Linked DNA regions of Homo sapiens: regions 1 and 3 are each linked to region 2. The links are chromatin contacts, found by Hi-C or POLR2A ChIA-PET in ENCODE. All regions are on one chromosome and are shown on one strand. Each heading gives the region's core, a stretch centred on a gene start or an enhancer-like site at or near the end of the contact. The rest is flanking DNA. Distances are from core to core; before and after follow the strand shown. Region 1 has its middle 31 kb from the start of LINC02373. Region 2 has its middle 88 kb from the start of CPSF6. Region 3 holds the start of FRS2 (fibroblast growth factor receptor substrate 2).

Region 1 (3,501 bases), core at 540-3,039, 260 kb after region 2:
CTAAAATTTACATGCTATTGCTCATCTCACAAGATCATCATCACTCTCTACTGAGCTAATGCATACTAATTGCATATTTGATACTTTTTATTCATTTGCAAAACTCAAATATCTAAGCAACGATTGCATGTTCTGAAAAAGAGAACATTTTAATTTTATTTTTTAATTTTAACTTTTTAAAAGAGATACAGTCTTGCTCTGTCACCCAGGCTGGAATACAGTGGCACAATATAGTTCACTGCAGCCTCAAGCTCCTGGGTTCAAGTGATCCTACTACCTCAGCCTCCCCAGTAGCTGGGACTACAGGAACATGCTACCGCGACTGGCTAATTTAAAACTTTTTTTGTAGATACGGGGTCTCACTTTGTTGCCCAGGCTAGTCTGAAACTCCTGGCCTCAAGTGAACCTCCCATCTTAGCCTCCCAAAGCACTGGACTAGCAGGCATGAGCCACCATGCCCGAAGAGTACATTTCTTATTGTCCCCCAAATTGGACAAATTATTTAGTCTTAAGCTATACAGGAATAGGAAAAGATTCAGATTCCACAAACTCTGTCCATTTCTGTCCAGAACATTTTATTGAGTTTGCTTCAAAATAAGATGAACTTTCTTGGCATATAACGTCTGGAGGTAGGACAATGCACTGACTTCTTAAGCACAGAATCCCCTTGACTTCCAAAGTGAGACCTGGCTTGGCCCGCTGAAAAGTGCCTAGACTTTGAAGCCAGATGGATTTGAGATTAACTGGGGTGATGTCGTTGATTGCTCATCAGTGGCACTGGGAATGAATTCGCACTGTGTTGTACTTACGTGGCTTTCTTTCTCAGCGGAAATGTTGCCATCAGTTCTTTTTGGGATATCAATAATTTGGCAAGAAAGAAAGTCTCCATCAATGTATTATAGAGACTGGGGGACAAAAATCTGAGAAATGCTACCTAAATTCCTGCAGGATGCATGCAGATGTTCACAAAGAACGTACACTAAGCAATTCAAAAAGCCACAGAATCATGCATGCTGAGCGCACACTTGCCTACATAAGGAGCAGCACTTTGACCTAGAAGCCAGGGACCAGGAAGGCAGTAAGAGAGAAAGAAACAGGGGATGTTGATTCCCCTGTTGTCCTTTGCACCCCTCTACTTAGTAGATCTAACTTAAGTTGTTCAGTGGGCAAAAGTCCAGTGTACTCAGTAGCTCCAAACCAACATTTAGTGTCAAAAAGGTATTTGGGGCCAAGTGTGGAGGCTCACGCATGTAATCCCAACACTTTGGGAGGCCGAGGCGGGCAGATCACCTGAGATCAGGAGTTCGAGACCAGCCTGGCCAACATGGTGAAACCCCATCTGTACTAAAAATACAAAAATTAGCCGAGTATGGTGGTGGGCACTTGTAGGAGGCTGAGGTGAGAGAATCTCTTGAACCCAGGAGGCAGAGGCTGCACTGAGCTGAGATCATGCCACTGCACTCCAGCCTGGGCAACAAAGGGAGATCATGTCTTAAAAACAAACAAACAGGTATTTGGAGCAAGCAATGGACCCAGTGACAGTAACAATTTCAAAGCAAGTAGAGATCCAATGGCAAAGATGGGAGAGGAACAGCCTCAATGTGTAGGAAAAGGTGGCTATAACTACAAAAGCCAAGACTGTGTATGGGGACAGGTGAGGGAGAGGATTCACTGCCTGTGATCCCCTGGCCAGTCGGGGATCCATCCATTTCACACATGGATGCCGAGAAAAAGATGTCTGAGAGGGCAGTGGGCAAGAAGAACAGTTGTGGCCGACTAGCGAGGGGATCACAGGCAGAAACATCAACCCTTTAAGATGCCATGAGCATTGCTGCCTGAAGGTGGCATCTCTCACTCTGAAGAATTCCTGTGAAGATTAAGAAGCCTTGCAATACATTTTTGGAAGGTCAGTTCACATCTGTTTTCTATTTGTCATATTCTGTCAGCACTTCTGTGAGAACTGAGCCATTACACCAGCCTTGGAAGCCAGAGGCAGCTGGATCCTTCAGGCCTGGCATCTCCCAGGCCCGCGGTCCTACCTCAGTGGAGGAAGAGTGGGAACTGCTGTGCATTCCAACTTCAGTTCCCTGTGTGTGCCGCTGCCACCATCGCTCACCTGCAAACTGCTTCAAAGAGCAAACAGGCACTAAGAATTCAGCCTGGTGAATCCATTGTTCTCCTCCCCATAAAACAACAAACAACTTAGAGGCTTTTCAATCCTCTGATGTGTTTAATTTGTTATCTAGCAACAAAAAGAAGGAAAAGAAAAAGAAATTCTCCCAAATTCTATGCAATTTACAGTCCTGCAACTACATACGGAACTGGGATTTGCCTGAGAGACATATTGCAAAACAATCGGCCCCAAGGAAAATTCCAGAACTCAACAACACTCACAGTGGCCTAGTGATGGTTATCAGAATGGTGTTTCTAAATGGTGCTTATCAGTGTGCAGAGTCACTTATCACCAGTAGGCAAAGAGTTCCATGGATGTGGTTCAAAGGGCAGCCCAAGAAGCACCTGGGTCACATTCCTGCCCATCTGCCTGCAGCCCTCCCACGCCAGTAGGTAACCTAGACTTGCTTCACAGGGTCGGGGTTTGGGAAGACAAGGCATCTATGACAGGCTACTTCGCTCAGATCAATGTGTAACAATCAATGCCCAGTGCTTAATTTTAACAATAAGAATTTTATGGTGAGAGATGAACAGTCAATACTTAAGTTGGTCAGCCGGTGGCGGTGGCTCATGCTTGTAATCCCAGCACTTCGGGAGGCCGAGGTGGGTGGATAAGGTGAGGTCTGGAGTTCGAGACCAGCCTGGCCAACATGGTGAAACCCCATCTCTACTAAAAATACAAAAATTAGCCGGGCATGGTGGTGGGTGCCTGTAATCCCAGCTATTCGGGAGGCTGAGGTAGAAGAATCACTTGAACCCAGGAGGCGGAGGTTGCAGTGAGCCAAGATCACACCACTGCACTCCAGCCTGGGCAACAAGAGCAAAACTCTGTCCCAAATTTAAAAATAAATAAGTAAATAAAAATAAAATAAAATAAAATACTCAAGTTGGTCATGGCTTAAACATTTTTTAAAAATTTTTTTTTTTTTTTTTTTTTGAGACAGAATCTCACTCTGTTGCCCAGGCTGGAGTGCAGTGGTATGATCATGGCTCACTGCAGCCTCAACTTCCTGGGTTCAAGTGATCCTCCTGCCTCAGCCTCCCACGTTGCTTGGACTACAGGTGCATATGCCATCACACCTGGCTAATTTTTTGATGTTTTGTTGAGAGAGCATCTCACTATGTGGCCCAGGCTGGTCTTCAACTCCTGAGCTCAAGTAATCCTCCCGCCTCAGCCTCCTGAAGTGCTGGGATTACACATGTGAGCCACCACACCTGGCTAGTCAGGTCTTAAATTATCAAGATCTTGGGTGATTACTTTGAGGCTTCTGAGCAGATGAGAACGTATGACCGATGCCTGAACATAAGGCTGCCTTGGTAGGAGGCTAA
Region 2 (3,166 bases), core at 313-2,812:
AAAACAGTAATAATTGTCTGCATTTTCTCAACAAAGCAGGTCTTTCTAAGGAAATTCTCTTTCAAAATCCAGACAAAGGAAATCCCTTCTACTTATGAAAGGGATTTGTGATTCTGGAACAGTGCCTGATAGTTCCAGAAAGTGTAACTCTAACTGGGCCCAGTGGCTCACACCTGTGATCCCAGCACTTTGGGAGGCCAAGGCAGGATGATTGCTTGAGCTCAGGAGTTCAAGACCAGCCTAGGCAATATAGTGAGACCTTGTCTCTACAAAACATAAAAAAAAATTAACTGGGTGTGATGGTACACACCTGTAGTCCTAGCTACTAGGGAGGCTGAGGTGGGAGGATTGTTTGATCCCAGGAGGTTGAGGCTGCAGTGAGCTGAGATCACACCACTGCACTCCAGCCTGGCTGACAGAGCAAAACTCTGTCTCAACAACAGCAACAAAAGTATAGCTCTTTTACTGAAACAACAACAATAAGTCAACCTGTCACTTGCAATTCAAACTGCCAGGAAATGCTAATAATTTGAACTGCCCAGTGTGCAATGCGTCTGTGTCACAGCATGTGACTGCAATGTTGCCTGTGGGGCAGGTTCATAAAGTCATGGTGAAGACACTCATTCTGGATTCACACTGATCTGGAATCCCAATCCAGGTCCACCAATTATGGTCTCTGTGAGCAAGTTACTTTTTTCCCAAAGACAAAATAAAATTAATTATATTACTTTCTTCATAGAGTCACGGTTAGGATTAACTGAGATAATTCACATTAAATCCCCAGCCCTGGCCTTGGCAAATAACAAGTGTGCAATAAATGTCAATTAATAAGTAAATGAGTTGACCTGGCAGCAGACATGGTGGTAAAGCAGGCTGGTGAGCCACACTTGGAGATGAACGAAAGTAATCCCTGTGCCATAGGAAACCAAGCCAGAATTCATGTTGCAGGTACGTAAAATGGCAGGGCATGCCCCACTTATCCAGTACATCCAAAAATGTTCCTGGCTAATTTTAAGAGTTACTCAATCAATGACAGACTTTAAGGATAATTGAATGTTCTTTGTTTCTCTTGGCAAAATCACAATTTGCAGAATTCTATTTGGCAAGAGACATAGTCCAAAGTTCTTTTCTTTTTTTAAGGAAAATTATTTCAATCACAAGAAGTAGATTGCATGGGACAACCTGTGAGAGTCCTTTCAGGTCAAAACATTCTACATCTCTAACAGCATTGTGCACTGGCATGGAACACATGGTAGAAGGAACGTTCCTGGGCTGTGGGGTTGGACAGACCCGAGCCTGGCCTCCTCCTCTGCATGCAGCTTGATCAAGGTCTATCCTTTCTCTGAGTCTCTCTCATCTGCATAAATGGGGAGAGTAATACCTACCTTAGAGGATTGTTGTGAGAATTAAATGAGAGTATTACATATAAAAGTGCCTGGGATAGTTCTAGGCACATGGTAGATAATGAATAAATGGGAATATTTCTACCTTGCTCTCCAAAGTCACTCAGCAGAGTTACCTGAGACTACGAACCTCCCAGGAGAGCTGTTTACTTAGGGAATTACAGCTGCGGGTGAGACTTTGCCATTTGAGTGTGTTCCCTGTGGGACATATCACTTAAATAGCCCGTTGAGACTTTTTTTTTTTTTAAGAGGAAACGGGTTGAAGAGGGTAAGTCAGTGGTGGAAACTTACGGGTTGGAATGTAGGCACTGGTTAGCTGGCTGCTTTGAGGACATCAGGCTACCCTATATTCCTCCATCCACCCGCCCATTCAATAAATTTTTATTGAACACAAATTCTGTGTTAGCATCAGGCTTGAGGCTAGGGATACAACAGTGAAGAATAAACAGTCCCTGCCCTTAAGAGTTCACAGTCCACTGGGAGAAACAGACAAGAACACAAGCAATTAAGATATAGCCCATTGTGGTCAACGCCAAGGGAGGGGAAGTATAGAATGCCATGGACATGATGAGAACAAGACATGTGCTTTAACTTGTACTATTTTCAATGTACTCAGTGAGGGGTGAGGAAAAACAGATGTTTAAACTATTTTTTTAAAGACTGATATATTAAACACTGGTACATCCATTACAACACTTAAAAAATAAAACACTACAAGGCTGGACACAGTGGCTCACCACTATAATCCCAAGCACTTTGGGAGGCCAAGTGAGGAGGATCACTTGAGGCCAAGAGTTCAAGACCAGCCTGGGCAACACAGGGAGAATTTATCTCTATTTAAAATTTAAAATTTTACAAATCAAGTCATAAACATTAGCTGGGCATGGTGGTGTGTGCCTGTGTTCCCAGCTACTTGGGAGGCTGAGGTGGGAGGATTATTTAAGCCCAGGAGTTTGAAGTTGCAGTGAGCTATGATGGTGCCACTGCCCTCCAGCCTGGGTGACAGAATGACACCGTTATCTCCAAAAAAAGAGTGTTATTTGCTTTGGTAGACCTGGAGCAGATTTTCATATCCAGTTATGTAAGCAGTTGGGTTTCCAGTGATGTTTTAATGCAGTCATTGGTGGACACACTCTGGGAAGCTCTGGCTATGAGAGCACATAAAGTCCGCCCCCTGCTCCGGACATGAGGTTTAAAAATCTTTCCACACCACTGGATGGAAATGTGGATGATTGGTAGAAATTACCCAACTAACGGTTAGAGGTGGAAAGGAGTGACGGCACTATTTCAGGCATAATAAGAAGTATCAGAAGTGAGAAAAAACATGGAATATTTGAGATACTAAATGGCACTTATTTAAATGACATCAATTGCTGGGGCATAGAATTGAAGTGGGAAGTGTCGACATACAAGCCAGAGGAGACAAATATAGGAGAAACTCTGTCAGAGACTGTCCCACACTACAGAATACATTTATGGAAAATAATTAGAGCATGCACAAGTGTGCAGAAACCTGTGGGTAGAAGTGTTAAATTAACGTAGAATTTAAATGAGTCAAAACTCTCGGTATAATTTTTCCTAACATTCCTCTACAATGCCCAAAATGTTCCATATTCTTCATTAATCATGTTCATTATTTATATAATAATGGAGCAAAATTCTCAAACTAAAGAATGATTGAGCTGGGCGTGGTGGCTCAAGCCTGTAATCCCAGCACTTTGGGAGGCTGAGGTGGGCAGATCACTTGAGCCCAGGAGTTCTAG
Region 3 (3,451 bases), core at 941-3,440, 320 kb after region 2:
GTTCTTAATATCTTATGCAGTGGTTCTTAAACTTGACAGTATATCAGAATCTCCTGGAGGGCCTGTTAAAACACAGATTGCTGGGTCCCACCCCAGAGCTTCTGATTCATAAGATCTGGGGCGGGACCCAGTAATGTGCATCTGTAACAAGTTCACAGATGATGTTGAGAGGCTTAGTCCAGGGACTTCTAGGGGTGGGGCCCAGCAATCTGTTTTAACAAGCCCTTTAGGTGGTTCTGATGCACTCTCAAATTTGAGAACCACTGGGATAGTGGTGAAAAGCATCTGAGAATATGGTCTGCAAATTCAAACCCAGGCGGCTCCATTTACCAGTTAGATGACCAGATTAAATGACTAACCTCTAGCACCTCTGCATCCCACACAGAGCCTGATAATATCTGTGATTCAGGATTCCTCTCACTATCCCTTTAGGCCTTGAGTAAAAAGAGATGTCGGTGAGTCCTGCCAACCCACGCTGTTTTTTACTTCTTCACACTCTGAGGCACAAAAGGCTGCTTGAATTTGAGTATTACGGAAGTATTTGCCAACACTTCTGCGATCACAAAAATAAAGTAAGAAAGCCCTGTAAATAAAGCCAAGAGCAGTGGCATTGTTTGCATCTTAAATTTGTAATAATGGGTTTTCAACTTTTTTCCTTTCCCCTGCCTTTCATAGTAGAAACATTTAAAAATCTTCCCCGCCACCCCCCCCCCCCCCAGTTTCAAGAGATGTTAGTACATTTGTTTTGCAGATAGTATGCATTGCTAAGAGGCTTTTTTTTCTTTCCCTGCATCCCAGATACAGAATCTGCCTCAGATATCTGGTGCCTTTCTGATTTTGTGGCTGAGGAATCCCACGCCCTCCTCCTTTCCATCCCTTTTCCCTGTCTGGTATGTAACTCTGTGGGTCCTCATATTATCACTGCATGGAGCTTCACAAGCACCTGTATTTTTCCAGTTGTAAAAACCCCTACTCTTTCTTTTTTTTTTTTTTTTTTTTTTTGAGACGGAGTCTCGCTCTGTCGCCCAGGCCGGACTGCGGACTGCAGTGGCGCAATCTCGGCTCACTGCAAGCTCCGCTTCCCGGGTTCACGCCATTCTCCTGCCTCAGCCTCCCGAGTAGCTGGGACTACAGGCGCCCGCCACCGCGCCCGGCTAATTTTTTGTATTTTTAGTAGAGACGGGGTTTCACCTTGTTAGCCAGGATGGTCTCGATCTCCTGACCTCATGATCCACCCGCCTCGGCCTCCCAAAGTGCTGGGATTACAGGCGTGAGCCACCGCGCCCGGCCAACCCCTACTCTTTCTTATTTCCTTAACTAATCTTTTCTATTGCCTATTGCTGATGAGGTATAAGAATCGTTAACTTTTATCCAATGCCAGACATTCTGAAATGTTTATCATGCATTATCATTTTGGATTCCTACAATGCAGAGATGATTTTATAACTTGCCAGGGTGAAAAAATAAAAGTAAATAAAAGGAGACAAGCAAAAAGATTCCAGATCCCCACCCCAACCCCCCCAACCCCCCAACCCCAGCTCTCGCCTCTGTTGAAGTCACCAGTGATGACAGAATATAGGAATATAGTTTGAGCCCTGTTTTTAAATAATTTCAAAATCTTGGTATAGGTAGATGAGATTTATACACACGTGAATTAAAATCAACCAACATTTGTGAGATTGGGTTTGGTATCTTTGACCGTTTTTCTCCCCTGCAAGACGTAGATAATAGCACCAACCCCAAGGAGTTTGGGGATGATTAAATAAGTTAATGCACCCGAAGGGACTTAATACAGTGCCTACCACGTAGTAAGCGTTCAATAAATGTTAACTATTATCATTATTTTTTAAAGGAGGCAGATTGGAGCGTAGAGTACACTGAAGGGAGTCGGGAGGCCGGGTGTAGGCACTGGATTCTTGCACCTAATTCTCCGAGCCTCGGTTTCCTTATTTGTAAAATTAGCTGGCTGGAGTAAAACAACTCAAACAGCAGTTAAAGCAAAGGGTGCAGCAGTAGCCGGGGAATCGAGGAGGCGCGGGGCGGAAAGGGTTAGTTAGGAGCCCAGAGGCTGATCTGTGGGCGCCCGGCGAGAGAGGCCCCGCCCCGCCCTGGAGGCCCTGGCAGCTCCGGGCTGAGAGCAGTTCCGGTGCCAAAACCCTTCCCTCCCCCGCTCCCCCGGAAGTGCTTTTCCAAGATTCGGGCCGGAGAGAGGCCTTGTAGGCACAGCGGCTGAGACTCGATCTGCTCCAAGTAGGGGCTCCAGCGCGGGTCGGAGTCTGGGGGTTCGCGCCCGCCGACCCGCGCCCTGCTCCCTCTCAGCACCTGGGCGGACGGTGAGTGGCTAGGGAAACGGACTGGGACGGCCGCGGGCCCGCGTCGGAGCTGGCGTTCTCGTGCCCCCGCTGCCCGCTTCGGGATCCGGGCTGAGGGCTCGGCTGCCGGCGTCCGGGGAAGGGGATTGTCGACCGCCGCGGACTTCTCCGGGCCAGCGGGACGGGAAGAGCTGGCTGTGGGTCCATGGGGTGGGCGGGGCGGAGCCAGGGAGGGGGTTCCCAGAGCTGTTGTTGCTGTTGGGACTCGAGAGTGGGGATGGGCTGGGCCTCTGTTCGTCCGTCCGACCCCCCTCATGTGTGCTGCCCCAAACCTCGCCGCTCCCTAGTTTGGTATTCTGTGTCCGGCCTGGGGTAGTAGCTGGACACCAGACTCAATCTTGGGCTCCAGTTCCCGACTTTTCGCCTCCTCTGGGTCTGTCCTGGGGTCAGTAATTAACCCGGGTCCCAGGGGTGTCGTCTTTTCCCTCCAGGGTGGGGCGCTGCCTGTACATGCCAGGGATCTTTTGCAGGGCTTTTCATCCAGATTTGCTTCAGGGTTGTCCGGGATCGATTTGGACTGGGCTCGGAACCGGTCCTGGATACGTAGGTCGCTGTGGCACCAGCATGCTCTGTATCATCTTTACTCACTTGAAAGCTTGCTGAAGCTGTTGTTGAAGTAAACTTAAAGAAAAAACTTGCTTAAGGAAAATCAGTAGTTTAGACACCCCCTCCCCCGCCTTTTTTTGCAGACATACTAAAAAAAAAAAGATGCTTTTCTCTAATCTACACTCTTAATTCTTTTGGCTATCTGATGTCACAGTTGTATGATGAGTTCATTCAGAGGCTGTACGAATTGATTTTAAAGAGTTGGACAGTTATATCCTTTCTCCCAAAGTTTGTTTACCTTCATATTTGGAACTGTCATTTTTCTTAAGGAAAAATTGTTCTTGGATTTTCTTGAGAGATTCCTTACACTGTTAAAATTGTTGCTGCAATGCAGAGTTTCACACAGGTGGGCAGAGATGTTTTGTTTAAACTTATTCCATGAAGTGTTTACTTCGGATAAACTGAGGATTTCCTAGGGGAGAAAGTGATGTAGGTAGGTTTAGTGAACAGATTTTAGGTAGTAAACTTTACTG

The links. A loop is a pair of places that touch in the nucleus more often than their neighbours do. ChIA-PET counts read pairs that join two places held with the same protein, here RNA polymerase II (POLR2A). Pooled maps may share reads with other maps.
Region 1: a loop to region 2 is called in a map of K562, with 4 times the contacts of the local background. The contact joins two enhancer-like sites. A Hi-C loop is called at or near these places in 1 of 168 maps with a recorded cell type or tissue (K562) and 3 of 50 pooled maps. POLR2A ChIA-PET finds 5 or more read pairs at or near these places in 1 of 52 experiments (WTC11).
Region 3: a map of CD4-positive, alpha-beta T cell shows a loop between it and region 2 (2.0-fold over the local background). The contact joins the promoter of FRS2 here to the enhancer-like site in region 2. A Hi-C loop is called at or near these places in 4 of 168 maps with a recorded cell type or tissue (CD4-positive, alpha-beta T cell, CD8-positive, alpha-beta T cell and naive thymus-derived CD4-positive, alpha-beta T cell), 4 of 37 single-sample maps with no recorded cell type and 14 of 50 pooled maps.

The regions. Positions count from the first base shown.
Region 1 is chr12:69,414,067-69,417,567 of GRCh38, forward strand. It overlaps a transcript of YEATS4 not described here. Among named protein-coding and RNA genes, the nearest start is that of LINC02373, 31 kb to the right of the region's middle. RefSeq lists silencers at 1,703-1,997, 1,923-2,217. Within about 2 kb of position 1,790, at least 4 of the 41 ENCODE cell types and tissues checked have a DNase peak (open chromatin) inside an H3K27ac peak, as active enhancers do.
Region 2 is chr12:69,149,754-69,152,919 of GRCh38, forward strand. No RefSeq gene overlaps it. Among named protein-coding and RNA genes, the nearest start is that of CPSF6, 88 kb to the right of the region's middle. Within about 2 kb of position 1,563, at least 3 of the 41 ENCODE cell types and tissues checked have a DNase peak (open chromatin) inside an H3K27ac peak, as active enhancers do.
Region 3 is chr12:69,468,198-69,471,648 of GRCh38, forward strand. It overlaps FRS2 (fibroblast growth factor receptor substrate 2), which reads left to right and starts at 2,191. Exons shown (of 9, transcript NM_001278356.2): 1 at 2,191-2,333. RefSeq lists enhancers at 1,862-2,363, 2,535-2,584.